Regions from separate parts of the Mus musculus genome. Here region 2 is linked to region 1. Evidence: chromatin loops called from intact Hi-C (ENCODE). Cell type or tissue: heart. All regions are shown on one strand. Links, peaks and the distances in the headings refer to the core of each region. The heading gives the core; the rest is flanking DNA.

Region 1 (16,112 bases), core at 3,507-11,506:
TTCAGTGGCTATGTCAGAAAGTGGTACTTCTTAGCAAATAATGCCCAGAGAGCCAATACCTTGTGAATTCATTGTCATGCAATAAATTCTGACACCACTGGAAGAGCCAAATGTGTTCATCTGTGTTTCTGACACAGCACACACATGACAGGCAGAAAGATGTGATACCTTTTCCTGCCATCATAAGGGCCACAGCAAACACTTATAAAAAAACAAAAAACAAAACAAAACAAAACAAAAAGACAAATTAACAGGAGAAAAATATAATGGATTTATTTCATCAAAGTAGCACATGAGATTTCAGAGACAAAGTGACCCATGGGGAAATGATCAGTGTATGCTTACATTTGATAAGGATGAATACATGAATAGAACTGGATTGGATGGAGAAGATGCAACCTTGTGGTCCCAGACTAAGAACGTAAACAAAACAAGACCTGTCTAAATTCTTCAGGCTTCTCTGTCCAGCTTTCCCTTCTCTGAGGTACAGGACAGAATCCTTCCTCGAGGCCTTTTGTCCTATGTCCTACAACATAAGTCAGACAGTACTTTTTTATTTTTATTTTTTTAAATGGCTGTCTCTTATACAAGGAGGTGGGGAAGAATAGAGCAGTGGTCTTCACCCTGTGGGGTCACGACCTCTTTGAGGGTCACATATCAGATATTCTGCATATCAGATATGTACAGAGCTAACATGAGGAACTGTATTAAAAGTCTGCAGTATTAGGAAAGTTGAGGGCCACTGGGCTAGAAAAATACTTTTGATTTTTTTGAGACAAGATACTCTGTGTGCCCCAGGTTTACCTCCAATTAATGATTCTCTTCTGTCTCCCCAGTGCTAAGATTATAGGCATGAGTTACAACACACAGGATAGAGTAATATCTATGGGCTATATGGCTTGGTATGTGTGAGTCTTGTCTTTATGATCTGCTATAGAGAAGAGAAATTCTGGTTTTCATAACTTGTCTAGAGAGAGAAAGGAGGACCCCCTGAATTCAGGGGGAGGCCATGAGGGAGTCTTTACATTGTCATTCAGTTCAAAGGACTGAGCATGCCTAAGTGGCACTGTTTGATCTACTACGTTTTGAAGTTCGGCCATCCTAAACCCAAAAGGCCAAAGGAATAAAAATGTGTAAGATAAAATGCATCAATCACAGGTTAGAAGCTAGAGTGAAGACAAGATTAGTAATGAGCAGAGAAGATCAGGGTACTCTGTTAAAATAGTTAAATGTGAGAACACTAGATGGGATGGTTCCAAAGCCCTGGGTCCCTATGTAGGCAAGACAAAACCTAAGTCAAATACTCTCTCTGCAAATGATTAGCTAAAAGGAAAACAGAACTTAAGCTTAGCCAATCAGAAACTGCCAACTAACCTCTAACTGGAGACCTTCAACTGGAATGATCCAGATAAGGCTTCTACCCACTTTAACCAAATATTTCCTTTGCCTCAGTTCCACGTTTACCTAACATCAACATAAAATAAAACTCCACTTTAGGGAAATAAGAAAGTCATTTATTCGGAGCCAAATGTGATAGGTCATGGCCTGGAAACAGGGAGTCAAGTTACCTTGAATGACATTTTCCACCATGGCAAAGTCCCATGAACTTTTCTCATCACAGAAAAGAAAGGCATAAGTCAGTGTGTTTACAAAATGCACTTTTGGTGGTGGGCTGCAGCAAGGTACTGAGGTGTTTGTTTGTTTGTTTGTTTATTTGTTTGTTTGTTTTTATAAGCTCTGGGTGCTAGCAGTACTAGAGTCTTAGCTTTAATGCTGCTGGAGGCAAGCAGTCCTGAGAATCTTAAGTCAGTGGCCAAGGTTGGTAGGCAATGACTTTAAGGGCAATAAAGACAGATCAAGGTCACTTTGGCTCTGGATTTACAACATTCCACCCAGAGCAGCCTGCGGGTTCTTAACTGCCACTGTGACTTTTTCACTTCTTGGTAAAGCCTCTCCCTGGCACTCCTTCAGTCTTTACTATCCAACTTATCAACCGCATCTTCCTGTAATGAATTCATCACAACTTAAGTATCTCTTAGTTTATCGTGTCACAGTTCTCAAATGAAAGGGCTTAAACGGAGTCCAGAAGAGACTATAGGAGTGTGGGTGTGAGATGGGACAGAAGGATAGAGGAAAATGAGAGGACCTGAGAAGGGACAGGAGCTCCCCACCCTGGGATCTTATTGTCTAAAAGCTGGGAGACTTAAACACAGCTGATGAAACCAAAATTTCCCAAATGACCATGCTAAGAACAACAAAGGACATGAGTGTTTCCCAAAGCCAGGATGATTGGGGATTTGAGTTTTATTGTAGTGACCTTCCCCTCTCAATCCAAAGTCTAGATGATGCAATTCATAAAACCACCATATGTTCTTATTGGCAGGGGCTGGAAAGATTGTTCCATAGTGAGGAGTACTTGCTGCTCTTGTATCCATGAGATCCAACTGTAAGGCATTTTCTCAATTAGTGATCAAGGGGGAAAGGCCCCTTGTGGGTGGGACCATTCCTGAGCTGATAGTCTTGGGTTCTATAAGAGAACAGGCTGAGCAAGCCAGGGGAAGCAAGCCAGTAAAGAACATTCCTCCATGGCCTCTGCATCAGCTCCTGCTTTCTGACCTGCTTGAGTTCCAGTCCTGACTTCCTTTGGTGATGAACAGCAATATGGAAGTGTAAGCCGAATAAACCCTTTCCTCCCCAACTTGCTTCTTAGTCATGATGTTTTGTCCAGGAATAGAAATCCTAAGACAATTGGTACCAGCAGAGTGGGGTATTCCTGTGACAACCTGACCATGTTTTGGGGAGGACTGTGGAAGGACTTTGGAACTTTGGGCTAGAAGATCCATTCGGTGTTAAGAGCTCTGTCAGATGTTGTGTAGGAACTTGGAAGATAATGTTGAGAACAGTGCAGAAGATGGAGGCCTGGCTTGTGAAATTTCAGAGGGAGAATTAAAGACTCTTTTCAGGTCCATTGCTATTTTGGAGTTTGGTTATTCTGTGGTTCTGGTTAGACGGGGCTGAAGAATCAGCTGTGATTAACAAGATACCAGAACTACTAAAGCAAAAACTTTGCATTACTGGGACTATTGAAGCTGGTTAGCTGGAGCTAAGAAATTAGCGGCGATTAAGAAGAGACCAGCGGGGCTGGTGAGATGGCTCAGTGGGTAAGAGCACCCGACTGCTCTTCCGAAGGTCTGGAGTTCAAATCCCAGCAACCACATGGTGGCTCACAACCATCCGTAACGAGATTTGGCACCCTCTTCTGGAGTGTCTGAAGACAGCTACAGTGTACTTACATATAATAAATAAATAAATCTTTAAAAAAAAAAAAAAAAAAGAAGAGACCAGCATCATTGAGGTGACATCTTCTGGGAAGTGTTTTTTGAGAGCACAAAGAGGCTGTGTTCCAGAGATAGCCAAGGTTGTACTCCAGCTGTAGCGGGACTTGGTAATGTGTGAGGGTCACCCAAGTGGTACTGGATTTGAAGGCATGAAGGGGTCACGAAGAGCAGCTGAGGTGAAGAGCAGCTGAGGCTCGGCACTGTGAGAGGCCATGGAAGGTCATTGGTGAAGGTGCAGCCTCAGTTGTAATTGACAGCCCAGACTGAAGGGGTCATGCAGTGTTTTGGAGATGCCAGTACCATGAGATGACCACCAAGAACAGCAGCAGTGGAGTACAGGCATCTGGAGCCTAGAGGACGATGCATGTGCTACAAAGAGCATGGCTGGAGAAGTGACCCAAACCCTTGGAGGAGCCCAGAAGATCATGAGTTAGATCCCAGATATTGGATGATTGGAGATTGATTTTTGCTTTTGATTGTGACTGTGTCCTGATATTTTCTCTCTTGAAAGAAGAAAATATTTTAGTGGATCCCACAGTTAAGAGACTTTTAATTGTAAAAAGACTTTGGATTTTAAAAGATATTGGGCATTTTAAAGGGACTGACTTTTAATATGTAAAGACTGTGGGACTTTTAAAGTTGTTTAGATCTTGGGGATGAATAAGAAATTAAGGGTTGAGGCTTACTAGTGATGTGTTTGTGTGTCAAGTTGACAAGGGGTCAATTGTACTGGCTAGTTTTGTGTCAACTTGACACAGCTGGAGTTATCACAAAAAAAGGAGATTCAGTTGAGGAAATGCCTCCATGAGATCCAACTGTAAGGCATTTTCTTAATTAGTGATCAAGGGGGAAAGGGCCCTTGTGGGTGATGCCATCCTTGGGCTGGTAGTCTTGGGTTCTATAAGAGAGCAGGCTGAGCAAGCCAGTGGAAGCAAGCCAGTAAAGAACATCCCTCCATGGCTTCTGCATCAGCTCTTGCTTTCTGACCTGCTTGAGTTCCAGTCCTGACTTCCCTTGGTGATGAACAGCAGTATGGAAGTGTAAGCCGAATAAACCCTTTCCTCCCCAACTTGCTTCTTGGTCATGATATTTTGTCCAGGAATAGAAATCCTAAGACAGTCACATTAATGATGTTTATAAAGACCCCTACTTGCAACTCTGTGTGTGTGTGTGTCTCTCTGTCTCTGTCTCTCTCTGTCTCTCTGTCTGTCTCTGTCTCTCTCTCTCTCTCTCTCTGTCTCTCTCTCTCTGTCTCTCTCTCTGTCTCTCTCTCTCTGTCTCTGTCTCTCTCTGTCTCTCTCTCTCTGTGTCTCTCTGTCTCTGTCTCTCTGTCTCTCTGTCTCTCTCTCTCTGTGTCTCTCTGTCTCTGTCTCTGTCTCTCTGTCTCTGTCTCTCTGTCTCTGTCTCTGTCTCTCTCTCTCTGTGTCTCTCTGTCTCTGTCTCTCTGTCTCTGTCTCTGTCTCTCTCTCTCTCTCTGTCTCTGTCTCTGTCTCTCTCTCTCTGTCTCTCTTTCTCTCTCTCTCTCTCTGCCCACACTATGTCTTAAGACTGTGTGCCGTTCTCTCCCTGTGGTGTGACTCTCAAAGTACTTCAGAAACTCATGAGTTTCACTTTCCTCTCGCTCATCCTGAAGTTCATTTCTGTGGGATGCGAAGGATCTGACTCAAGCGGAGGCTGCTAAGGGCAGAGGGGTCTCCTCAGGTGGCTGGTGGCATTGCTGTGGTGTGTTTCCCTGCCACGGAGGGCTGAAGGAAGCTGATTTTTCAGCACTGTAGATCAGAAAGTCTCATGCTTTGACAGAAGGTGGGATGCTAGGAAGTCTAAAACACAAATATTGTTACAATGCAGGGAGCCAGAAGAGCCTGCGTTGAAGCAGTAAACATCCCAGTGTGTCCTCAGGAGCCGTGCCTCAGAGCTAAGCTGGCAGAGGCTAAGGGATGAGGAAAGAGTTACCTGAGGGTGGCAGGTCATTGAACAGTTGTCCTTAGATCCAGGTTAAGCCGCAGTTCTGCAAAGGATGGCCCCAGAATGAAAGCAGCAGGAAGTTACATTTTCATTTCCTTATTTTGTTTGTGCATATAATATGTGTGTGTGCATGCGTGCTACAGTCTGTGTGTGAAGGTCAGAGGGCAACTTAATAGGAGTTGGTTCTCTCCTTCTGTCATGTAGGCCTCGGAGCTTGAACTCCGGTTCAATAGCAAGCATCTTTGCTAACTGAGCTATATCACTGATCCCAGAGAGAAGGTTTCTGAATCTCACTCCCACCCACCAACTGCCCCCCCCCCCCAGTCTGTCTTGTTTCTATTATGCCGTGTATATAATAACATCAATATCATCTCTCTTGCTCTCACCATATGAAAAATGTTTAAAAAAAAAAACTGGAAACTGACAATTCTTAGAAGGCATCAAAGATGAGGTCACAGGGCAAACTTCCCCATCAAAATTTGGAGAAAGAAGAGTGCAGCTTCCTGAAGAGCTGTCAAATAGGCAGTTCAACCGTCTTTAACTTCCTATCTCAGAAAAGGAAAAAGGATGAGCAGGGAAAGAAGGTGAGGCAGGGGCGGAGATACGGTTAAGTGAGTTTGTTATTCTGAGAAAGGACCAGGGTTCAGTTCCGAGCATCCACATGGTTCATAACCATCTGTAACTCTGGTTTCAGAGAATCTGATTCACTCTTCTGGCCTCCATGGGCTCCTATGTGATGCACATAAATGTGTGCAAACACGTGAAACTATTTCTTAATGATTTTTTTTAAAAGAATAAAGGTTCTTCCAAAAGTCACCCCCCAGATGGGTAGTGATGGGGCACGCTGTTAATCCCAGCACTTGGGAGGCAGAGGCAGGCAGATTTCTGAGTTCGAGGCCAGCCTGGTCTACAGAGTGAGTTCTAGGACAGCAGGGCTACCCAGAGAAACGCTGTCTCGAAAAACAAAACAAACAAAAAACAAAACAAAACAAAAAAAACCCCAAACAACCCAAAATAAATAAACAAATAAGTGAATTAATTTATTAATTAAAATGGCTATATCTAATGAAATTATCCTGTAAGAGTAAACATCAATAAAGAGGTTGCCAGGCAAATAAAGACAGGGTATTTGTTACTTATGAAATTGCCTTGTAAAAACTAAAGAAGTTCTTCTATTTGCCCCACAACATGATGAAATCACTCATAAGACCACTAGCAAACTGTATCACCTGCTTCCAAGTCAAAATATATGTCTGCTACTCGGATTAATACACAGAACTAAAGCAAGCTGGTGTTGTACAGGGATTTGTAAGCACTGCTTACTGTAACAATGAACACAAGTCATATATGTCTAGTTATAACATGTCTAGGGAAATGTTACATTGGTAGGTGAGGTGTGGAACCAGCAAGCCACAGTAAAGGAAGTTTTTTGTTTTGTGTTTTTGTTTGTTTTGTTTGTTTGTTTGTTTTTCTCTTAGTATACATTGGAATGTGTCTCTTTTCAAACTCCCAAATAAACCTGTCCAATTAGGGTAGGGTAGAGGAGTGTTTGGTTGAAGGGTGAAAGAAAAAAATGTGTCTTTGGATAAAAATTTTAAAAAGAAAACCGAACTAGTGATATTAATTTCATCTAAAGAATATTTCAAAATAAGAAAAAAAAATTACCCAGATTTTTAAAAAGGAGAGAAAGAAAAGAAAATGTGTCCAGCACACAAAAGAATCACTGCCTAAAGGTAAAAGGGTTAATTTTGCAAGGTTTGACACTCCCTGGGGTGTATCTAAACACTGAGTTTCAAAACACACAGAATTGCCAGAGGACATAGCTTAGCTTGCTTCGAGTAGACATTGAACATGCCTATTCAGTAACACACAAATTTAGCCGACAGAAACAGGAAGGATACGGTAGAACTGAATACCATGAGCCAACAGGATCTAATTGACATTTACAGACAACTTCATCTGATAGAACACACTTTTCTCAGGCTCAGACAGAAAGTTTATAAGTTCAGACCACTTCTGGGCCATAAAACACATTGTAGCAAACTTAAAACATCGGGGTGATACAAAATACACTCTTGGAACATGTGCAATTAAACTAGAAATCAGCGAAGGGGAAACAGCTCTAAAGATCTCGCAATGTTCCGGAGCTAAACAATGCAGCTCTGGCTAGGAAGTTGGTCAAAGGTGATGTCTCCAGAGAAATGTTCAAGTATTCGAAACAAACAAAAGTTTAAAAAAAAAATCATTTGTGGCTTCAGATATCCACTCCATCCCCCAAAACTGGGTTTTTCCCCTCCCTTGCCCTGGATATAAGAATGGAAATTTACTCTTGTTTTGAACTTTGCACTCAGGGAATCCAGGCAGATATGCAGCAGTACCTGATAAAGGAAAAGAAATAGTTAGTGTTCCACAGATTATCTAACTGGCACTAATTCCTATCTCCCTCCCCACTCGCCTTACAAAAAGACATAGTATCCAAGAAACATGTCCCATAGGAGGAAGAATGGCCAGAAGGGTGCTCCTGTCTTGATCCATAGGACCTGCAAATAAGTTAAATGACATGGTAAAGAGGAAAATGAAGGTTGTAAATAAACCCTGAGTTATCTCAATGTGTTCGTTTCCAGGATTACAGAGGAAAGCTGTTTTTTTTTTTTTTTTGTTGTTGTTGTTGTTGTTTCTGTCCTTTCTTCCTTTCTTCCTTTCTTCCTGTCTTCCTGTCTTCCTGTCTTCCTTCCTTCCTTCCTTCCTTCCTTCCTTCCTTCCTTCCTTCCTTCCTTCCTTCCTTTCTTTCTTTCTTTCTTTCTTTCTTTCTTTCTTTCTTTCTTTCTTCCTTGGCCCTTTCTAGAGTCAAAAGGTTGTTCCATGCATTTGTTGTTACCAGTGGCCACAGGTTACTGGGTTCCATGAACTGAAAGCTGGGGATAGATGGCAAGGATGGTGAGAGAAATAACCAGCCAAGACAAAGTTCTCTGATAGAGGCACAACTTTAATTCTAAGGTCTGGATTTTTAAAGGGGGGAGACCCATCCCCCACTACACCAGGATCTCATTGCTTTGCCAGGATCTCTTCAGGAAAACAAGCTCAGCTGCTCAGCAGGTAGCGGCTTCTTGCAGGAAGCTGCAGGTGTGGCAGACAATAGACTTTACCTAGGTCAGAAGACTCTACCTTAGGTGGGCTAGCCGACTGTGGCAGACAAGGTCTGATTCAGCCCTCTCAAGGCTGCAGGGAGGAAACACAGGAGTTTAGTGTAATCACACTGGTCCTAAGTAATATTGTAAAGGTAGTATTGTGAGCTGAGTGATGAGAGAAGACATTGTCCACTGAATGTCACTGTCCTTGAAGATGGAAGGGGGTCATAGGTAAGGAATCGAAGCATTGTGGTTTGGATAGGTAGTGTCCCCCAAAGGCTCATGTGTTGAAGTCTGATCCCCAGTGAGTGGATCTAATCATGAAAAGGTGATTGCAACATGAGGTCTCTGACCTAATCAATGTCATTTTTTATCTGGTGGCATCACTGGGATGTGGTAACAATGAGAGATGGAACATGCGGTGAGGGAGTAGTTTACCAGAGGTCTACTTTTGAAACAGACATCTTCTTTGGTTTCACCCATGATGATACCAGGGAACTCTGGGTCCCCTCTTGGGGGTTCTTAGCCTCATTAATAAGATAATTTAAAATTGAATCAAAGGGACGCTTGAGGGCAACTTTAATCAGAGTTTAAACGAAAAATCCCAGGGCAGACAAGCTACAAAATAACTCCCATCAACTGCCTGGAGGAGGAGAATGGGAGAGGGGAAACTATGCTGTTGGAGTTACCAGCATACAGGCAGTCAACGTGGTGTCAGGAAGTCCTACGGTGGAGAAGGGGAACTTAGAAAACAATTACGGAAGCCTGAAGTATCTCAAAATCATAGTTAAGTGCTGGCTAGCATCTGCAAGGAGGCAGAAAGAAGAAAAAGGTGGGTTGCTAGGAACTACACTAGAAGGTGAACTTCTAAGAAAGATAGATACAATATCTTATTCAAGAATAACTATTTGGGGCTGGAGGAATGACTCAGAGGTTAAGAGTACTGACTGCTCTTCCAAAGGTCCTGAGTTCAATTCCCAGCAACCACATGGTGGCTCACAACCATCTGTAACGGGATCCAATGCCCTCTTCCCATGTGTCTAAAGACAGCTACAGTGTACTCGTCATATACATATACATATACATATACATATACATATACATATACATATACATATACATATACATATACATATACATATTAAAATCTAAAAAAAATAACTATTTGTGTCTGTCTCTTTAGTGAGGCTTACAGTGTGCCTGCCCATCTTCCTAGGGGTGGACCCTTGGCTAGGTGACAGACCTGCTCAAATTGAATGTCAGCCCAAGGATTCTAATCTTTGACTGGAAGGAATTTTCCCTTACAGGGATTTTTGGCTTCTCTAACACTGCCATGTGGTTGACCTCTTTTGTCATGTATTCCTGTTACCATAATGCTCTGTATCACCAGGATCCAGAGACAATGGACTAAAACCTCTGACATCATGAATCTTTGCACTTTCTTTCTTTCTTTTCTTTTTTTTTTTTTTTTTTTTTTTTTTCATTTTTAATGATAAAAAGGTCAACACATGCATGGAACAACCTTTAGACTCTGGAAAGGACAAAAGCAAACAAAAAACCAATAACAAACAAAACAAAACAACCAGATTTCCTCTGTAATCCTAAAAATGAACACACTCCCAGAGACACCACCTTGTTCCACACTTGTGTCCAACCTATGACTTCTAGAACTGAAAAAAAAATAATAGATTTCTGATTTTTTTCCACCAACACTTGAATGATCATCTGAAGTAGTAGCAACAGACGATTAGAGCCCCTTTTGCAGACTGTTGTAGGTTTCTTTTCTGTCAGCATATACCACTTCAGAGAGAAACATACAGAAATTGAAAGTCTGACTCTCCTGTAAAAATATGTAAGGACCTGTGCACTCACCTTACAATGAAATTGCATTATCAAAAAGCCAAATTCATCCAGTACCTAAATCTACAATACGAATGAATAGCTAAGGACCATTAGATACTTGGAAATGCTTTAAACATAAAAGAGATCCCAACAGACTGAACAAACCTGGAGAGAAATAGAGAGCAGAAGAGGGGAATCCCTTTGAAACATTTGCTATCTTCAAAGAGGGAAGAGAAGATACTGAATCTATAAAGCGAGACACTGAATTCATAGGGAAGGTCAGGTTGTCAACTCACATAAAGCTCAGAGACCTTCACTATTATCAAAACCTTATTCGTTTTATTAAGTACCCCAAAGATCTAGATGATCTTGACATGGGAAACAGAACATTCTGGAATGGCATCATTGGATCGATGGGTTCTTCCATGCTACTTCAGAATATCCTTACTGGGGCTGGTGAGATGTCTTGGTGGTTAAGAGCACTGGCTGCTCTTTCTCAGGAACTAGGTTCAATCCATGGCACTGGCATGATGGCTCACAACTACCTGTAACTCCAATTTCAGGGTATCTGATGATCTCTCTGGTCTCTGTGGGTACCAGGTACACACATAGTACACAGGTAAAACACCAATACACATTAGGTAGATGATAGATAGACAGACAGACAGACAGACAGATAGATAGACAGACAGATAACCATCTTTCTTTCAAATTTAACACATAAAAAAGATATAACGGGCACATCTTTAATCATAGCACTGGGGAGACAGAGGCAGGCACATCTCTGAGTTCACCCTAGTCTACAAAGGGCATTCCAGACCAACCAGAGCTTCATAATAAGACTCAATCTCAAATAAATTAAATAAACACAAATGCTTCTAAGTTTCATACAAAAGGCAGTAACACAAAGTTTTATTCACACGCACTTTCACTTTTTATACTCTGACTATTTTTAAGCTAATACTGATGTTTTCAAGTAGATCCCGTCTCCAAGAAGGCACATGCTCCAGACCTGCATATTGAAAACAGTCTTCTCAGAACAGGTGTGCCCTGCTTACAGCCCAGCAGAAGTGACAGTTCTTACCTGGAGATACTATCTTGTTTGTATCTACAAGTTTTAAGAATTGAACCCGTTGTGTCTTTCTTAACTTTGGTCTCTTCCATTTCAGGTCAGGTAGAATAAGTTGGAAACCAGCCACTAATTCTTTTCTCCCCAATGGCATAAAGGGAACTCTGTATAAAGGAAGCTGTTAAAAATTAGTACTATGACAGCAGAAGCAAATATTTTAATAGAAAGATTGACACAATACCAAAGAAGTCTCCTATGACGCACAACAAAAGATTAAAGAGGCAGAACAAGGAAAGATACATGTATCCAAAGAGCATTTCAGAAAGAAGCATAAGGAAGCCACGCTGAAAGGAAAATAATTCTTCTACCTAAGAAAAAGAGGTCTCAGGCTTGAAGTCCCACACCCTACACCCCACACCCCTGCCTTACTCCTTAGAAACCAGCACAGTGATGAAGGAAGTGGTTATGGGGGGGAAACTGCACAGGTTCACTATTCTACAGCACTTCTTTAATGTAGACTCACTATATTGCCCAGGGTGTTCTGAAAGAAAACAGAAATCTTCAAGTGTCATAGATTCAGAGAGGATGCTACAGCCCTGCAGAGGAATGAATACAGATATAAAGCTTGCTGATCTGAATAATATCACACCTCAGTAGATACAGACGCCCCTCCCTCATCTCTGTCTCTCTGTCTCAGTCTCTGCTGCCCCCCCCCCCACCTCCCATAGTGTTGCAGCTCAGAAAATTTGACAGCTGAGTTAGATAAAGTCTCAAAACCAAGGTCTGTCTGACCTCCTCTCCCCTCCCCCATCCTCTTTCTCCTCAGGAAGAGCTTTCTGTGCATTTTTCTGTTTGCCTGAAGTCTTGATGGAGGAGCACGGCTGCTTTCACATTTCCTCTCTGAACTCTCACTAATCAAGAAAGGAAAGATTAAGCCCTTATTTACCAAAGTGGAGGAAACTGAAAATCAAATGCCACAGCTCTTGCTGAAGGAGCTTTGACTCAGGTCATTGAATGTTCTCTGGGTTCTTTCTATCATTTACTGTCCCTCTAAAATCCCACAGCCCTGTCCCACCTCCCTGTCTCTTATGGAGAGGACAGTTGGGTTTCATTTGGCTCTGTCTTCAAGTTTACACATCTTATTGCTGTTGCTTGCTTGCTTGCTTGTTTTTGAAAGCCCAACTGAGTTTTGTGTGAGTCCTGCATACATGTGTACATTAATGAATTATGATGCATTTCTCTTAATAACCTGTCTTTTGTTGTAGAGGCATTGATTACACTGTGACAGGCATAAGAGAGTGTCTTATTTACTGTACTATTGCTGTGAAGAGACACAATTACCAAGGCAACTTGTAAAAGAAAGCATTTAACTGGGGGCTCGCTTACAGTTTCAGAAGGTGAGTCCATGACAATCATGGTGGGAGCATGGTGACAGGCAGGCTGGCCAGCATGGTGCTAGCAATGTAGCTGAGAGCTTACATCAAATCCACAAGATAGAAGGAGGGAAGGAGAGAGGGACACAGGGAGGAAGGGAGAAAGGAAGGGAGGGGGAGAGGGAGAGAGACAGAAACAGGCAGAGAGATGTACAGAGAGACATACAAAGAGAGACAGGGAAGCAGAGAGACTGAGCCAGGCATGGGCTTTTGAAACCTCAAAGCCCATCCCAGTGACACACCTCCTAATCCTTCCTAAACAGTCCACCAACTGGGCGCCAAACATTCAAACGTATGAGTCCATAGAGACCATTCTCATCTAAACCAACAGAGAGGCCACCCAGTTTTGGACTCCTGAAGTTATGGAAACTTTTTCTTATCTCTATAAGAAGAGGGCAATGGGCTCCAGAGAAAAGAGGGGTGATAGAAACCCTGCAAATGGTACCAAGAAGACAATCTAAAACAATGGTGAACACATTATCCAAAGCACCCAGAAAATCCAGAGCAGGTGTCTGTAATGTCCCCAACAGTACAAGGAGGACTGCAGAGAGGAGGGGAGGGAGGGAGGGAGGGAGGATACAGAAAGAGATGGTGGGGGAAGTTACCTTATATTTATGGAGTGTTATTCCAAGAAGCAAGCTGTGATTTTCCAAATGAATGTACTGTGTATGAATTATAATAGATAAAATATTTATATGGTTCAAAACATGCATTAAAAAATGTCTCCATTCATGATCCCAACTATTTGAGCACCAAACACATTTACTGGTTTACTGAATGGTGTCTCAATGTTCTTTAATATGAAAATGTTTGTATGTCCTATACTTTATATAGCTTTACTTAGGTGTGTGTGTACACATGTGTGCATGCACACCGTTGGGCATGTTTGGGCATGTGTGTGCATGTATATGTGTGACTGCAAATATGTGTATGTGTATGTTGGAATGTGTGTGTGCATGTGGTTGTGTGCATATGTATGCATATGTATGTGCAAGTGCAAGCGTGGGCATACAGGATGTGGGGTGGGTGTGCAGGTGTGTGTATGTGTGTGCATGTGGGTATGTGAAAATTGTGTTAATTAATGTATGTGTGAGTATACACATTTGTATATGTGGGGTTGTTGGAGGTACATGCATGTCTATATGAGCATATATCTATCTCTCTATGGTCAAGATATTACATATTTTCACACATATTTCTCCCTGATGTGGAATATATTTTCATGTTCTTTACCCTTATTTATTTGTGTGTGTGTGAGGTGTGTGTGTGTGTGTGGGGGGGGGTTACGCATAGTTCTGTAGTATTAAAGAAAACAAAGATTGGCCATAATAATGCCATTTTTTAAGTTCCTCCATTTTGGATAAGTGACAACAGTTCCTGGAAAACACAGTAATTAGCATTCTCAGAACTAAAGCAGCATTTCCTGGATTTTGCCGCCCCTCATCCTTCAGAGCCCTGGTAATAGCTGCCTCAAGGGATGTCTATGCATCTAATATTCATCTACTCACTGCCCTCTGGTCACTCCTAGCAAGAAGGCATCTCAGGCCAAACGAGAGGCCAACTGAGGCAGTGTTTTGGTCCCTATCCCTCATCCTTTCCCCTATAGCTATCCCTGGCCTGTAGGCTGGCAACCAGCTCTCTGGTTTTTGGATCTAAAGACCTCCCTTCTGCAGGTTCTCTCAGATTAAATCTGTTGAAGTAGTAGCTCATCTCCTCACTTTATTTGTCTACATTTTTTTAAAAAATGTAATTTCAAGAGGATAAGAGATAGTTTACTCTGGAGGAGCTCACTGAAGCATAGGGCGGACACCCCGAAGAGCCCGCTGTAAGGGCGTGGAGGGTGGTCCAGACCCAGTTCTTCGAGTCAGTCAACTCCAGCATCTACTCCGTCTACGAGCTGCTAGACGGCAAGGAGGAGCCAGCGCAGCAGAACAAGATCCAGGAGCACGTCACAGCCATTGAAACCCTGAAGCGTGGCCGTAACGAAAGAAGTCTTGGTGATGGTTCGGTATTTATCATTCTTCGGAGACCAGAGGGCATGCTCCAGGCCATGACTTGTGGCAATGAGTGTTTACATGTAGAGCTGTGTGGGCACAAAGTATAGAGTGATGTGCTGCAGTTTGCAATGCCACTGTGAGGGGTAGAAAGAAGGAGGAACCGAGCAGCGCATACCTGGTGGAGAGAGGCTGAACTATGTCGGTGTCTGAGGCCTGAGCTATCGCTGGAGGCCGTGTCTGAGTCCGTGGTCCTGTTGCAGTCTTTGTGGACTGTGTTACTACCAAAATAGATTTTCCTGTTCTTTGCCCTTTTTAATTTGGGTGGACTAAAGGAGTGGGGCGGGCATGTTTGGTTCCGTGGTCCTGATGCGACCGGGGCAGTTGATGTCAGTGGCAGCGTTGTGTTGATGCTGCGGGCCGTGCAAATATCCATAGACTGTGCTGCTGCCTGAAGCCATGTTGATGTCCACTGGCTATGATAAGGGGCTTGGGAGGATGTCTGGGTCCATGATCCTGCTGCAGCCAGGGCCGAATTGATTTCCATGGCCTGTGTTAACACCAAAAGCTACGCCAATGCCCATGATCTGTGCTGCCATTTGAAGCCGTGTTGATGACTAGGGGGTCAGGCTGTCACCAGTGACTGAGTTATTGCCCATGGCCCATACTGCCGCTGGCGACCCGTGTGTCTGTGGCACATGCCACATGTCAGAGGCCATGGTCCATGGACCATGCTGTAGACAGAAACCATGTGGAACCACCACATGGGTGCTCATCTCTCATATTTGGTTCTGGAGTAAACAGAGCCCCATGCCTCTGCTTACAAAGGTAATTACGAAGGACGGCTGTACGCTCACAGTTGAAAAAAAAGAGCCATAGAAGGCTTCTGTGAGAACACCCCTATTCCTCCACCTCTTCACTGCCTCCCCCACCCCAAGCAGTATCTTAGACAGGAAGCTATTGACGAGAACTATTAAAAGTTGTGATAAAGATGATGAAGTGGGGTTAGGGGTGGAGAAGGACTCACTGTTTTTTAAGGGGCTGGCCACTAGGGGTTTGACCATGCTCCAGTGAGTATATGGACAACACAAATTAGACTTTTCTTCCTTCCTTCCTTCCTTCCTTCCTTCCTTCCTTCCTTCCTTCCTTCCTTCCTTCCTTCCCTCCCTCCCTCCCTCCCTCCCTCCCTCCCTCCCTCCCTCCTTCCTTCCTTCCTTTCTTTTTTGTGGAGAGGAGGAAGACCACCAGGGGTGGTGGACCTGGGAGGCCTGAGAAGTAAGGGTAATCAGGTGCATTATGTGAAATTCCCAAACAATCAACAACAACAAAAATTAGGTGGAAAA
Region 2 (16,112 bases), core at 5,103-13,102, 54 kb after region 1:
GCTACAGTGTACTTACATATAATAAATAAATCTTTAAAAAAAAAAAAAAAAAGATATGTATTAAATAACATTTGATCAGGCAGGAGTTACATAGCTGTTCTGACTTTGGGTTCCATGTTAATGAGTTGTTGCAGGTAGCCCAACAGAGATGACCACTCAGATACAGTTTACAGTCAATTTAAAGTCTTTATTCCAGCTGGCTGGGACCACACCCAGGTATTTGGGGACCTAAATTCAAGCCTAGGTGTGACTCACTCTAGAACACAAGGTTTTGAAGGCAAAAACAATGTCCTGGCATCTCACTCTACAGCTATAGTGGTAGTCCACAGAAGCAAGCAGTTTGATATAAGCTAAGATAAGCAGTTAGCTGTAGGGGGTTCTGCACAAACAAGCTAAGATAACTTAGCTAGGACAACCTGACCTTGGGTTCCTAGAATTGTTTGGTAATTTTCCATGGGATTCTCCATCAAGCAGATTAAATTCTGGCTAAACCTAAAATGGTCTCTGTAAGAATACAAGATGGAGGAGACTTTGCATTGTTTTGCTCTGTCACAGAATAAATAATTAAAAATAATAAAACAAAACAAACAAACAAAAACAAAACCCCCCACAAGGTTTACTTAGGTGGAAATACATATTCAACAAGGTTTTGGTATAGTAATCGATTGACTAGCTGTTCTGACCATAATTGTCATGGTTTGAATGAGAAATGAGCCACCACGGGTTCATGTGTTTGACCACTTGATCCCTAGTTAGTGGTGCTATTTGGGGAGGTTATGGAAGTTTTAGGAGGTGGAGTCTTGCTGGAGGAAGTACATCATTAGGATGGGTTTTGAGAGTTGATAACCTCGGGCTGGAGAGATGGCTCAGAGGTTAAGAGCACTGACTCCTCTCTGTTAGTCCTGAGTTCAAATCCCAGCAACCACATGGTGTATCACAACCATCTGTAATGAGATCTGATGCCCTCTTCTGGTACTGTCTGAAGACAGCTACAGTATACTTTCATATAATAATAAATAAGCAAATCTTTGGGCAGGAGCAATATAGCTTCACCTGATTCCTGCTTATGCTCCCTAACTGTCTGCTATCTGAGAGTAGATAAAATGTTATCAGCCAGCTTCCTGGCCCTGCTGCTTGGCCGTGTCATCCAGTCCTTGACTTGTTGGACTCTATCCCTCAGAACTATACACCAAAATAAATCATTTCTTCTCTAAGTTGCTTTGGTCTTAGTGTTTTACCACAGTCACAAGGCAACAGAATGGAAGCTAGGACAAGACTTTTACAAGAGCCTGTGTATATTCTTCAGGACCAATGGTCCAGAATTCACTAATCAGTGTTCACCAGCACTGTACAGAATATGACTACTGTAAATGACAGAAATTAGCTGTATGTACAGTATAAATGTGAGCCAATGCATACAAAATAGTATATTGAAATCAGGTGAAGTCTGACAAATGAAAGGGTGCTCCACATAGGATTTTTCTATGGAATGGGTCAGACTTACCAATTTTGAGAAAAGAAAAGTCAATATAATCTGTCTACGTCATGGCCAAAGCACTGAACAGAACTCACTCTTCATCAGGATAATCACGCTGTCTACAGTGTAGAAATAGAAACCAACATGTCAGGCTGCTGAGACAGCTCAGCAGGTACAGGGACCTGCTAAGTGGAGTTCAACCTCTGGGACCCACATGATGGAAGGGGAGGACTGAGTCCTACAAATTGTCCTCTGACTTCCACACACACATATCGTGGCATATGAGCACCTGCTCCCCACAAACTAATAATTAATGTTCAAAAAGAAGTGAACATCTTCTTAAATTAAAAAGCACCTGAGGCACACCATGTGAGAAGAAAGTGTTCATTAAGCTAACATTAGGACATAACTCCAGAGTCAAAAATAAATACTAATGGAACATGAAAAGTGCTCCCTAGTCTGGCAGTGGTGGCACGCACCTTTAACTCCAGCACTTGGAAGGCAAAGGCAGACATATCTCTGTGAGTTCAAGGCCAGCCTAGTCTACAGAGTAAATTCCAGAAAAGCTAAAGCTACATGGAGAAACCCTGTATCAGAAAAAAATAAAAATAAAAAAGTACTCTCCAAAATAGCATTTAATGATCTGGATTTTGATTGGGTTCTTTAATTAACTTTTTATGCTGGAATCCAAAGCAATGAGTTTCAGCGTGACATTTGCATATGTGTGTCATTATACATTGCCCTTCCCCATTTTCTCTTCCCTACTTTGTCTGATCCCCTTTCTTCCCCAATAATCCACCCATCTCCTTTCTTTCTCTTTTTTTAATTAGATATTTTCTTTATTTACATTTCAAATGTTATCCCCTTTCCTAGTTTCCCCTCCAAAAATCCCTTATCCCCTCCCCCTCCCCCTGCTCCCCAACCCACCCACTCCCATTCCTGGCTCAAGCATTCCCCTATACTAGGGCATAGAACCTTCACAGGACCAAGGGCCTCTCCTCCCGTTGATGACCTACTAGGCCATCCTCTGCTACATGTGCAGCTAGAGCCATGAGTCCCTCTGTGTTTTCTTTGATTGGTGGTTTAGTCCCAGGGAACTCTGAAGGTACTAGTTAGTTCATATTGTTGTCCTTCCTAGGGGGCTGCAAATCCCTTCAGCTTCTTGGGTACTTTCTCTAGGTCCTTTATTGGGGACCCTATGTTCCATCTAATGGATGACTGTGAGCATCCACTTCTGTATTAGTCAGACACTGGCAGAGCCTCTCAGGAGACAGCTATATCTCATGTACTCTATTACCTTTATGTGGCCCACCTCCCATAAATCTTTCTCCCATCATGATCCCAAGGGGTCTAAGTAGCATACTTACTTGTTTGTTTTAAAAACAAAAAGGAGGACTAGGGGTCCGAGCTCAGTTGGTAGAGTGCTTGCCTACCTATATGAAGCCTGTTCCATCCTTGGTGCTACATATAACTGGTCATGGTGGCTCAGGGTGGCAGATGTAGAAGTGAAAAGCAGAAGGAGACATAGAGGTTAAAGGCCATTCCCTGTGACATAGTGACTTCCAGGCCAGCCTGGACCACATGAGACCCTACCTCATAAAATAAATAGATAGATAGATAGATAGATAGATAGATAGATAGATAGATAGATAGATAGATAGATAGATAAACAAACCGTGAAAAGAAGAGGGGGAGAGGAGAGGAGAAGAAATGGAAAAGAGAAAAGAGAGGAGGGGAAGGGAGGAGTGGGAAGAGGGGGGACCTTCTAGCAAAGCAGTTGTCAAAATGTCTCTGAAGGACAAAAATTGTATGGGGCATCGATTAGGCATCAGTCACTTACACATTTCAGATAAGATTTATAGGAAGCCAGGAAAAGCTTTTACTGGGGTTGTTAATTACCCTTATGGTGCCAGGGGCTCTGCAGAAGCCTGCTTTATTAGGTGAAAACAGCCTACATAACCCACATCTCAAGCTTTATGTCTCCCCATGCTAAGGAATTTTGTGACTTCATCTGCATGCTTTCTCAATTTTTAAGCTCAATAATGATTTGGAGAACTCATGAGAAGAAGTAAGTGTGCTACTGAAAAAATAAGAGTAGCTACTCAAGTTCAAAATCCATAGAATGCTCAGTTTGTCTATGAGAAACCCTAGAGGCACACCCAACTGCATATGAAGCCTTCATGTTTCAGACAAGTCAATAAGCCACTAGAAAAATAACAGGCAAATCAATACATAGCATTCAATTCGGCTGAACTACCATATTGGAAAACAAAAAGACAATACTGTTTCTATTTCACATAAGAGTCAAACCTCAGCACAAATATGAACTAAGTTATAAAAAAATTATTCAAAACTTGCAGAAAAAATGTAAGATAATATAACTTTGGAATAATGATGAGTTTAACAATAAAAATTTAAACCAGGAATTATAAAGAGTTTATAAATTGGATCATATCACGATTTTAACTTTCAAAGAGGACACAATGGCACATACCTGTCATCCAAGAACTTGGGAGGGAGAATCAGGAGGTCAGGGTTATGCTTAGACAACTTTTAAAGAACCAGTTCTCCCCCCCCACCTCCCCCCCACCCCCATGTATGCCCAGGGAGTTAAACCTCTGCTTATCAGGCTTGGCAGCAAGCCCCTTAACCCACTAAGCCATGGCTCCTGCAAGGTCCTTTGCAATTTTTTTTTCCAGAGGCATATTCATAGAATTAAAGTACGGGGTAGCACTCAGAGATGCTTTGATGAGCTTACCAATAACGTGAAAAATACATTGACAGTACTCAGTAAAATAAGACTACACATTTAATATGTACATTTATTGTGTCCTCACTTATATAAGAACTGCAAGTACTAAGAACAGAGAGAAGAATCAACCTTATTTTTCTTATCTCTTTGTGATATGACTCTCCAGTCTAGATATGCCTCTGTACTTTCTGTTTGCCAGCTTTTCAAAAGACATATTAAAATCAAGAAACAAGTTATCTTTAAGGTAAAAGGATCAGGAGTAGAGCCTGGCAATAGAACGTGCAATAAGCTAACACAAAGCTCAGGGCTCACTCTTAGCATCAAAAAACAGGGATGGGTATAAAAAAGATAGACTATACAAATGCTTGTTCTGTTTCTTATGTGTGGTGGCTCATTCCAACACCCTCCGTATGTGAGAAGCTGTGGCTGGAGGATGGCTGTGAGTTCAAGGCCAGGTGCTGCAGAGGGAGACCCTGTCACAAAATTAAAACAAAAAAACAAAACCAGAAAACAAGTAGTCTCGGGGGGGGGGGGGGTTGTTTTGTTTCTGTTTTTCTGTTCCTTTTCATTAAGTATAAATATGAAGTAACTGAAAGATCTAATTCTGCAATCACCAGAGAGCCTAACTCAGAGACAGAAGGACTTAAGGGAAGATTTTTTTTTTTAAGCTGGGTGTAGAGGCAGAAGCAGGTGGATCTCTATGTTGAAGGCCAGTCTGATCTACGTAGTAGGTTCTAGGTCAATCAGATCTAGACCGTGAGACCTTGTTTAAAAGGGGGAGGAGCTACTCATTATTATTAGACCCCACCCCATCTGCTCACTGCTTAGAAAACCATAGTGGAGGTTGGGTTTATTTAAGGGCCAGCACCCTGAGAGATGAGGAGAATTACCCACCTCGCCAAAGAACATCTTTTTTTGGTTTTTAGAGACAGGGTTTCTCTGTATAGCTCTGGCTGTCCTGGAACTCACTTTGTAGACCAGGCTGGCCTGGAACTCAGAAATCCTCCCGCCTCTGCCTCCCGAGTGCTGGGATTAAAGGTGTGCGCCACCACGCCTGGCTTGCCAAAGAACATTTTAAGGAACTGAGCTACAGTGAAGGCCTTTTATGGAGATGGGAGGGGTTGCTAGGGGAGAATGGGCAGGCAAGGGGTTTCATCACACACAGTGCATGTCTTACCATTTCCCTTCCCCTCTGGACAGAGATTACCGTTGACTGTAACCCGTGATTCATTCCTCTATCTTCTTTAGACAAACATATTACTTTTTAACAAATTAGCCTCACATTAGTTCACTTGTTTTGTGTTAGAGGTACAAAATTAAAGACTAAGGAGAAGACTGGACATGATGGTGCATGCTTGCAATGTCAGCATGTGCACAGTAGAGACAAGTGGATTACAAGTTCAAAGCCAGCCTCATCAGCATAGCGTGTATATCTGTATAGAACAAACTCTCAAAAATACAAAGGGGTTTAAGGAAGGGTGTCACACATCTGACACATGTTCCATTTCATAATCTAAATAAAGACTACTTAGTAGCTACCATCTTAATCATTTTGGTACAGCTTTCCTTTAGAATTAAAAGGGGACAGAAGAGGAAGTCTGCCAAGAACAGCTCCCCAAGGAGAAGGCCCTGTTACCTTAGCAACAAACCAACATTCAGGAGATTGGAGACTGATACCTGTGACCATCCCTCCTGAAGCTCTTGAGAGCTTTATACTGTCTCTTGTAGGACTGTTACTGCAGTCTTAGACAAGTGAGAGCCAGGATAGTTCATTACTCTAAGAACATGGATAGTGTATACATCTTATCTTGGTCTAGAGATCATCGAGCATCCTCGACTTGTGAGTCTAAGAACAGTATGATCATTTAGAGATCTGCAGGTCTGTTCATCTGGTTTTCACTGTGGCAAGAGAATGGGTCAGAGAGTGGGGCATTGTAATTAGTATATAAAAGAAACACTGGTAAAAACACTGGAAATTCCTCCACACTAAGGCTGAGAACCCCATGCATTGACTAAGTGCATGTTACACAAATGATCCAAAAGTCCCAGATGGGAGGTAAGTATATAAAATTCCAAGAGTTTTGTATAGTATGTGCCATTGAATCCTTGAACTTTCTCTGGCCCATTTCCAACCTCAAAGATGCCTTATTCCCTTAATAAACTATCTGTTCTTCTGCTATTACCCAGGGACACCAGAACCTGGAAATTATAACCAGTGTCCTCTAGACCCTAATATCTTTAACAGTTATTGAAGTATCTGCATTTTACTTCTTAACAATTAATTAGCTTTTAACATTTATTTGTTTGTTTGTTTGTTTGTTTGTTTTTGAAACAGGGTCTCTGGTAACCCAAACCAGCCTTGAACTCACTACATGGATGGGAGTGGCTTTGAGCTCCTCCTGACCTTCCAAGCCTCCATCTCCCAAGTGCTAGGATTGCAGGCATGAGCCACCATGTCCAGTGTCTGCTATATTGGGGCTCCAGTTCAGGGCTTCACTATGCCAGGGGCAAGCACTCTGCCAACTGAGCTACATCCTCAGCCCTATAACTTCCCGTTCAATATTCCTTTAGAAATGATATCCTGAGATTTTTGTTATTCCAGATAAATTTGAGAATTACTCTATCTCTGTGAAGAATTGAGTTGGAATTTTGATGGGGATTGCATTGAATCTGTAGATTGCTTTAGGTAAGATGGCCATTTTTACTATGACAATCCTGCCCATCCATGAGCATGGGAGATCTTTCCATCTTCCGAGGTCTTCTTCAATTTCTTTCTTCAGAGACTTGAAGTTCTTGTCATACAGATCTTTCACTTGTTTGGTTAGCATCACACCAAGATATTTCATATTATTTGTGACTATTGTAAAAGGTGTCATTTCCCTAATTTCTTTCTCAGCCCATTTATTTTTTAAGTAGAGGAAAGCTACTGATTTGTTTGAGTAAATTTTGTATCCAGCCACTTTGCTGAAGTTGTTTATCAGCTGTAGGAGTTCTCTAGTAGATTTTTTGGGGGTCATTTATGCATACTATCATATCATCTGCAAATAGTGATATTTTGACTTCCTCTTTTCTAATTTGTATCCCTTTTATCTCCTTTTGTTACCTAATTGCTCTGGCTAGGACTTCAAGTACTATATTGAATAGATAGGGGGAGAGTGGGCAGCTTTGTCTTGTCCCTGATTTTAGTGGGATTGCTTCAAGTTTCTCTCCATTTAGTTTGATGTTGGCTATTGGCTTGCTGTATATTGCTTTCATTATATTTAGATATAGACCTTGAATTCCTAGTCTCTCCTATTCTCTTTATACTTTTAGCATGAATGGGGTATTGTATTTTGTCAAAGGCTTTTTCAGCATCTAATGAGATGATCATGTGGGTTTTTTTTTCCTTTGAGTTTGTTTATACAGTGAATTGTGTTGATGGATTTCCATATATTGAACCATCCCTGTATCCCTGGGATGAAGCCTACTTGACCATGGTGAACGATGGTTCTAATGTGTTCTTGGATTCTGTTTGCAAGAATTTTATTGAGTATACACGGTGGAAATTGGTCTGAAGTTCTTTCTCTTTCTTTGTTGAGTCTTTGTGTGGCTTAGGTATTAGTGTAACTGTGGCTTCATAGAATGTATTAGGTAGTGTTCCTTCTGTTTCTATTTTATGAAATACTTTGAGAAGTTTTGGTATTAGATCTTCTTTGAAGGTCTGATAGATTTCTGCACTACAATCATTTATTTGGTCCTGGGGATTTTTTGATTGGGAGACTTTTAATGACTGTTTTTAGTTCCTTAGGGGTTATGGGACTATGTACTCACTGATAAATTGATATTAGCCCAAAAGAAGCTCAGAATACCCACAATACAATCCAAAGACCATAAGAAACCCAAGAAGAAAAAAGATCATACCAAAGTGTAGATGCTACAGTCCTACTCAGTAGAGGGAAGAGAATAATCTCTGGGAAGTAGAGGAAGAGAGGAGGGGGAGGGAAAAGGGGGGGCAATTCAGATTTGGGAGGAGACAGGAGAAAAGTACAGAGGGCCAGGAATTTGAAAGTAGGTGTGTAGCAGTGTGGGAGGGGGAATTGGGGATAGCCACTAGAAAGTCCCAGATGCCAGGGACCCAAGAGGTTCCCAGGACCCAACAGGGGACTTTAGCAGAAATACCCAACAAAGGGGAAATAGAACTTGAAGAGACCATATCTAGTGGATAGGCACAGCACCCAATTGAGGGATTGGACTACCCACCTCAAAAATATTAATCCGGAATTCCTCCTGTCAAAAGGAAATGCAGGGACAAAGAGTGGAGCAGAAACTGAAGGAATGGTCATCCAGAGACTGCCCCACCTAGGGATCCATCCTATCTGCTGACACCAAATCCAGACACTATTGCTGATAGCAAGAAGTGCTTACTGACAGGAACCCAGTATAGCTGTCCCCTAAGAGGCTCCGCCAGAGCTGGGCCAATATAGATGCGGATATACACAGCCAAACATTGGCCTGAGCATGGAGACCCCAATGGGGAAGTTAGAGCAAGGACTGTAGGAGCTGAAGGGGTTTGCAACCCCAAAGGAAGAACAACAATATCAACCAACCAGACCCCTTAAATCTCCCAAGGACTAAACCACCAACCAAAGAGTACACAGGGGGTACCCATGGCTCCAGCTGGATATGTAGCAGAGAACTGCTTTATCTGGCATCACTTGGAGGGGAGCCCCTTTGTCCTGTGGAGACTTGATGGCCCAGAATAGGGAAACACTGGGCTGCTGAGGCAGGAGTGGTTGGGCGGGTGGGGGAGCACCCTCATAGAGGCAGAGGGAGGAAGGAAGGTATAGGGGGCTTGTGGAGGGAAAACTGGGAAGGGGGATACATTTGAGATGTAAATAAATAAAATAACCAATAAAAAGGGGGGGGGGAGAAATGACCAGTGCATAGAGACAGGAATGATGTATTTTAACTAATTCTGTAGTTAGCCACTAAGATGTGGAGCAAGGTGTAGGAAGAAAACAACTAATAAAGTGAGAAGATAGGCAGAAGCAGGAGTAACTCCCAACTCAGGCTGTGACTTCAGCATTTCACTTCTTTATTCTGTTACGTGTAAATAACGTAAGAAATTCAGTCAACTTCCAGTTTATATTTTAGACCAGTCTTGACCTGTGATTTGGAAACAAAGCTTTCAAGCCAGAACTCCAGTGATTGCAGAAGGCAGAGTATCAGCCACTGTAGGTGTTTGTGTAGTTTCAAATCTTGCACCAGTTTACTACATGGTAGAGAGAGCCAGAGCCTGCGTTCTTCCTGCCATTTATTCAGAATGAGTAATGACCATCTGTTGGGCCCTTGGGAGGACCCAGCTTCATCAGTCTGACTGCCTTGGTTTGCATGACAAAGAATTCCCCGGAAATTCAAAACCATTGAGAGCAGCTCTCCAGCTGGTAAAGTAATCTACAAACAACTGTCAGATCGTCCCTCTCCAAAACAATACTGCTTATGAAATACAAGCATCGTGAAGTTGGAAAACTGTCTCTTGAGCTGGGGATGTACTCAGGTGAGAGATGGTGTGTGGAGCATGCACAAAGGACAGGTCCCAGCCACAGTACTCCATAACCCACGTGCTGGTGTACACCTGTTAGCTCAGCACTTCAGAAGTGCCAGCAACGAGGTCAGAACTTCAAGGTCATCACCAGTGAAGTAAGGGGTTTAAAGGACACCAAGGGCTACACAGAAACTCTGTCTAAAAACTGAACAAAGAGAAAAGCACAAACTTCAATCAGACTTAAGATTTTTATCTTGAGACAGGGTCTTATGTGGCCAACTGTTTTAATGTTTTATTTAAAACTTTCCTAACAGGAATCCACTCTAGAGAGAAAGACAGAACACAACAAACATTGCAAACATCTGTCTAATTTGGGAATCTTAAGCCAGTTTACTGCCTGGCAGGGAGAATCTGAAAGAAATAGAGTTCTGTGCTCGCTTTTCCAGAATGTTCTAGTTTGAAATGCGAAGTGTAAAGAGTTAATAATATTCTGCCTTCATAACTCATTATCACCCCATATCCATGAAAGACTGGCTTTTCTTCTGTTTATTACAATGTTTTTTTCAGCTTTAGAACCAAACTCAATTTCCATTCATCTCTTTCCTTCCATCGTAGTGTGTTTGATAAATGTCCCTGAATGTGTTTTTATGAATGACTAGTCCCCTCCTTTCTTATGAGTTATTTTGCTATTATTGTCTTTGGAGACAGTAAACTCAAAATCTTCTGCACTTGGAAAAAATAAGCAATCCATATGGTATTGTGGAGAATTTGTGCAGGAAGAAAGAGGCATCAAGAATAACACATGAGGAGCAGAGAAAGAGAGAGGGGGTGGCGTAAAGGTACTTGCTGTCAAGCTCTGTGGTCAATACCAGGGAAACCACCACAGAAGGACCTTCACACACATGTTGTGGCATACATGTATGTGCACACATACATATACACAATTATTATTATTATTATTGTTCATTCATTCATTTATTCATTCAATTTTAAGACCCACTAGCATATGAAACTGGGTTTAGTAGTCTGCACTACTAAACCCTGTAATCCCTGCACTCAGGAGGCAGAGGCAGATGGATCTCTATGAGTTCGAGACCAGTCTGGTCTAAAATATGAATTCCAGGACAGCCAGGGCTGTTACATGGAGAAACCTCTCAGAAAAACATTTTTTTTTTAAAAAAGAGAGATTAACATATGAAAGAAACCAATGCTAACCAAAGAAAGACTGGAAACCCCTCCCACAAGGTAACTGTCACAAAGCAGAGCATCTGAGAGAAACACCACATGATCTCTTCCAAGAAAGTGTGCTTCCATAAGGTTCAGGAGTCTGGTGGTCCAAAGCTCTCTAGCCCCTCTCCATTCTCAGGAGGGCTTTTCCCTTTCTTAATAAACATCTCTATTTCCATGACTGTCTGTGGCACCCTGGTCCAACTCCTTGTTCTAAGATACAAGAATCTGGAACTCTCACTGTGTACCTTCTAGACGCCATCCGTGACTTGCTTATCACCATAGGAAAGTCTGTGCAAATGGTGTAACTTAGATCCCTGGAAATAAGTGGGCCATGGAAAGGCTCTGCTCAGTCTAGGAAAAGTTGCAGAGACTGCCAAGGCAACGTGTTAACCCCACAGGGCAAGAATAAGACCACTACCACAACTTTTGAGCCAAATTTGAAGCAGGCTTTATTAAATGCTGGCCAGGACGATGGACACTGGCCAGGTCTATACCCTAGATTCCCAGAGAATGGTCTCGAAATACATTAGACAGGGGCTTATAAAAACAAAACTACGAGTCCACTGAGTCCACATCCCCCAACCCCCTTCATCCAATCAGGAACAAGCACACATCCCGATATACTTCCTGGCTACATACTTCCCACCTATGTGTGATAAACACATCCTGTACGGTTGGACACAACCTTGTTTACTAAAGTTAAAACATGCAGCTCATTGTCTTTTTTTTTTTCTCTTCGAGACAGGGTTTCTCTGCGCAGCTCTAGCTGTCTTGGAACTCACTCAGTAGACCAGGCTGGCCTCGAACTCAGAAATCTGACTGCCTCTGCCTCCCAACTGCTGGGATTAAAGGCGTGTGCCACCACCGCCCCTGACTTGCAGCTCATTATCTTACATGAACAATGCCTGGCATTCCAGGAAGTCAACTGTCATTGGGCAAGTGGGGTTTGCAGGTTAGAGGCATTTTTGTTTTATGGATCTCTTAAGCACGGTAATTAAAACTAAAAACAACTTTAGTCCTCTCAAATGGTTTATAAGAGAAGAACATGTGTTCATTGCTAGATACACAGTCTGAGCATTCACCTTGTCTAGCTGAGACCAGCCTGGGTGGCAGTCATGAATCTCACTCACAGTGTATGCTCTGTCACTTATTCCACACATAAATTTGGGCAGTTCATACAAAATCTTTATTTCTTTAGGTTTCTATTGCTGTTTGGTTGGTTGATTTTGAGACCTTCACACCATGCATCCCTGGCCTGGAACTGGCTGGACAGACCAGATTGGCCTTGAACACAGAAAGCCATCTTGTAACATGTAGTTTCTACTAGCCACTTTAAGTTCTGAGAAGACCATACTACTAGCCCCTACCCAGGTTCCCTTGGATCTGAGGATGAAACACACACACACACACACACACACACACACACACACACTCATTTTTAACCTGCCTTATGGCTCAGTGGCTGAGCTCTTCTGAGCTTCTTTCGGCTAGCGTGCCCTTCTCTTTACTCCTTTGCTCAACATCTATGAATCTGCCCTCAACTTAGTTGCCTGGTTACTTTCTCCTTGCTCAACACTTCTAAATCTGCCCTAGCTTAGTTACACTTCTAATTTCCTGCCTACTACCTCACACCCAATTGGGGAAGCAGCCAATGGTTACTCTACCCAAGATCTCACACGGCTGGTAGCTCTATCGTCCTCTAATGCATGGTGAATCCCTTTTCTCCTCCTGTGTCTCCTAGCCTGCCTGCAGGAACCTGGAAGTCCCTTCTCTTCCACCTAACCATTAGCAGCTGGTATCTTTATTGGTCAATCAAAAACCAGCTGGGGACTAGGACCTTCTCCTGAGCAAAGCATCACAACCACCCCTAACCCTCCTGTGCTGATAGAACTTAGTGGGGAAACCCCCACTCAGTTTTTGATTCTGCGTGCACCCAAAGAATCATGAACAGACCGCCCTGATGTAATTGCATGAGGTCGTTTAATGATGGAGCTCCGGACCGACATGCATCCCACACAGGAGATAACGGATGTCGGCCACGAGGGTCAAAAGCTAGGGGTTTTTATGGGGTAAGGGGCTTAGGGGTGTGGAATTCAACATAGCGACACACATTATTCAAACATCAGCAGAAAAATTACATGTACGTGCAGGGTGTCGGAGTTCTGTGAGTTGTTGACTCAGTTTAGATAGCCCTGTTGTGTCCTCACATTCCTCTTTATCTTATGGTCAAGCTGTTCCCAGGAATGTTTTAACTATGGGGCATACCCGGGTTTGTTTTTCTTTATTTTCAGCCCCAGGCAGCCTCTAGGCTCACAAACAACCAGCAATTTCTGAGTACTTTATATGACTTACAGGTCTTGAAATTTCATCTTTCTTTCAGTGCCTGCTGGTTCTGGTTTGGGTACCTGGCTTTACATAGCTCAGACTTCCTTTAAACTTGCTGTGCAACCTGTTTTGGACTTAAACTCTTACTCTTCAGACGAAGCCTCTAAAGTCCTCCAGTTTTAGGTACATATTGTCAAGTCCACCTTGAATTTCTCTTCATCTAAAGATTGAAAATGACTGTGCTCCTGACAATAGAAAGATTGTTATTGGGTAAACAGAAGACTAACGGTGGGATTGATTCTGTTTACCTGAAAAGCAGATCTTTTAAGGCAGTTTCTGTTTAGCAGGAGGTTCCTTAATCTGCTCCAAAGGTCAAATACCTTGGGCAAGGGCATCTAGTTCTCCATTAATTCAAACTGCCTGCATCAGCTCAAAGACCACCCTGCTGACTGTCCTATAAAATATGCTTGGGTTTTTTTTTGATATTTTGTTTTTCTCTGTCCCCCAAGAGACAGCTTTGGCAGTTTGATCCCCAATAGACCTTTCTTTCTACCCATAGAGTGGTCCATTTAGGTGGTTTTACTGCACCCTTGTTTACAAAGATTTTATCAAAAGGATTTTTCCATGTGCGACACAGTAATTATACCTTTTGTTTCAATGACTCAACTATTCTAACACTTGTATACTTTATCACATATAATTTTTTCTCTAACCCATAAACATTGGACACCTGTAGTTTTAATTGCCTTACAATTCGTAGCAAAATATCATAAACATTTTCATTCATACATCCAGCTTTTTACCACCACCCCCCACACTTTAAATAACTTCTCTGAGATAAATGGATGGTTTTAGAATTACCAAAGTGGTCAAAGTGCATGAACGCTTTTATGGCTCTTGATAAACAGTCCCTAGGAAAATCCAGGACACTGTTATATTATTTGTTGCTCCCAGGGGACATCTCTGTCAATGCTGTGCTCTCTGCTCTGTAGGACACTTACTGGGAATAGACACAAGGACAGAAAGGACCTAGTGTTCTGATAGGTTCTGCCTGGGTTTGGGAACAGATGGCCTGCTGGTACAATTGGAAGCATCAGATATCACTACTGAGGATCACGTTGCTCCAAAAGGGGCATGTGTAAGCATGAAAATATGTAAGCATAGCCTCTCCCTTGTGAAGGCTCTAAAAGGGGTCTATAGATTCTCTCTCTGTAGGTAGAGAAAAGTGACAGACAGGGAGGAAGGGAAGAAAGAGTGTCAGAGACATAAGCCAGAACCAGAGCACAAAGGGATTCCAGGCGTCAAGGTTTAGTTTTGTGCCACACCGCTACAGAAATTCGTTGAAAGCTACAAGCAAGGAAATTATGAGAGTTTATTCCTGCCAAAAAGTTGCAAGTGCTTAAAAATAGAGGCTGGAGAGATGGCTTAGGCATTGAGAACACTTGCAGAGGGCCCAGATTCTGTCCCCAGCACTCACCTAGTAGTTCACAATCATTCGTAGCTCCACTTCCAGAGGATGTGACACTCTCTCCTGACTTCCACAGATACCAGGTACACATGCTGTACTGGCTAGTTTTGTGTCAACTTGACACAGCTGGAGTTATCACAAAAAAAGGAGATTCAGTTGAGGAAATGCCTCCATGAGATCCAGCTGTAAGGCATTTTCTCAATTAGTGATCAAGGGGGAAAGGTCCCTTGTGGCTGGGGCCATCTCTGGGCTGGTAGTCTTGGGTTCTATAAGAGAGCAGGCTGAGCAAGCCAGGGGAAGCAAGCCAGTAAAGAACATCCCTCCATGACCTCTACATCAGCTCCTGCTTCCTGACCGGCTTGAGTTCCAGTCCTGACTTCCTTGGTGATAAACAGCAGTATGGAATTGTAAGATGAATAAACCCTTTCCTCCCCTACTTGCTTCTTGGTCATGATGTTTGTGCAAGAATAGAAACCCTGACTAAGACACATGTGGTGCACATACATACACAAATAAAATAGAACACATATAAAATAGAACAAATCTTAAAAGTAAAATAAAGATAAATACTGGGCTGGGCATGGTGATACACACCCTTAATCCCAGCACTCAGAAAGCAGAGGCAGGCAAATCATTGTGAGTTCAAAGACAGGTCAGTCTCCTGGACAGTCAATACTACATAGTGAGAACCTAGCTCACACAACAAATAGAAAGGTGAGGGCTGGAAGAGAGGTTTCAGAAGAAGAAATGTAAAGAATAAGAAAATTCTATATTATACAGGACCCTTAGATGGAAAGTTTTGAATAGGGAATAGTAAGTTCTGACTGAATGGTTAAAATTACTCTAGCTTGTGAGATAGGCTAGAAACCAAAGTGAAGAAACCAGGCAGGATTTGTGTAGGGTTGGGAGAGGGTTGAAGGAAAACTGAAATGACAAGAATATCTCAAGGTTTAGCTCAAGATGTGGAAGAATAACTTTGGAAATAGAAAAGAGAAGGGAGTCTAGAATGAAGCAGGGGGTTATTTTGCAATTGTGGGGCAAATAGTGGGTGAAGGTTAGAAATATTGAATAGATGTTTCACAAACAAAAGAGGGATCAAACAGGGTCTGAGTTGAGAGGTGGGAAGAGAAATCTAGGTACTAATTATTAATCTGTCAATTGTCAGATGTTGTAGTAATTTCTCTCTCTCTCTCTCTCTCTCTCTCTCTCTCTCTCTCTCTCTCTCTCTCTCCCTCTCTCTCCCTCTCTCTCCCTCTCTTTCTCTTTCTCTTTCTCTCTCTCTTGGTTTTTCAAGACAGAATTTCTCTGTGTAGCCCTGGCTGTCCTGGAACTCACT

Evidence for each region. Peaks named below come from ENCODE experiments on the same cell type or tissue, not always from the same donor. Only the 100,000 strongest peaks of a DNase experiment are listed, where the experiment ranks them.
Region 2: a loop joins it to region 1, with 2.4 times the contacts of the local background. A loop is called at or near these places in 3 of 42 quality-filtered maps.

The regions. Positions count from the first base shown.
Region 1 is chr6:37,595,900-37,612,011 of GRCm38, forward strand. No RefSeq gene overlaps it. Among named protein-coding and RNA genes, the nearest start is that of Gm33429, 73 kb to the left of the region's middle. In heart, for the core only: no CTCF peak of the experiment used is centred there; no DNase peak of the experiment used is centred there.
Region 2 is chr6:37,648,660-37,664,771 of GRCm38, forward strand. No RefSeq gene overlaps it. Among named protein-coding and RNA genes, the nearest start is that of Gm38791, 58 kb to the right of the region's middle. In heart, for the core only: no CTCF peak of the experiment used is centred there; a DNase peak (open chromatin) is centred at 9,562; H3K27ac peaks cover 256 bases.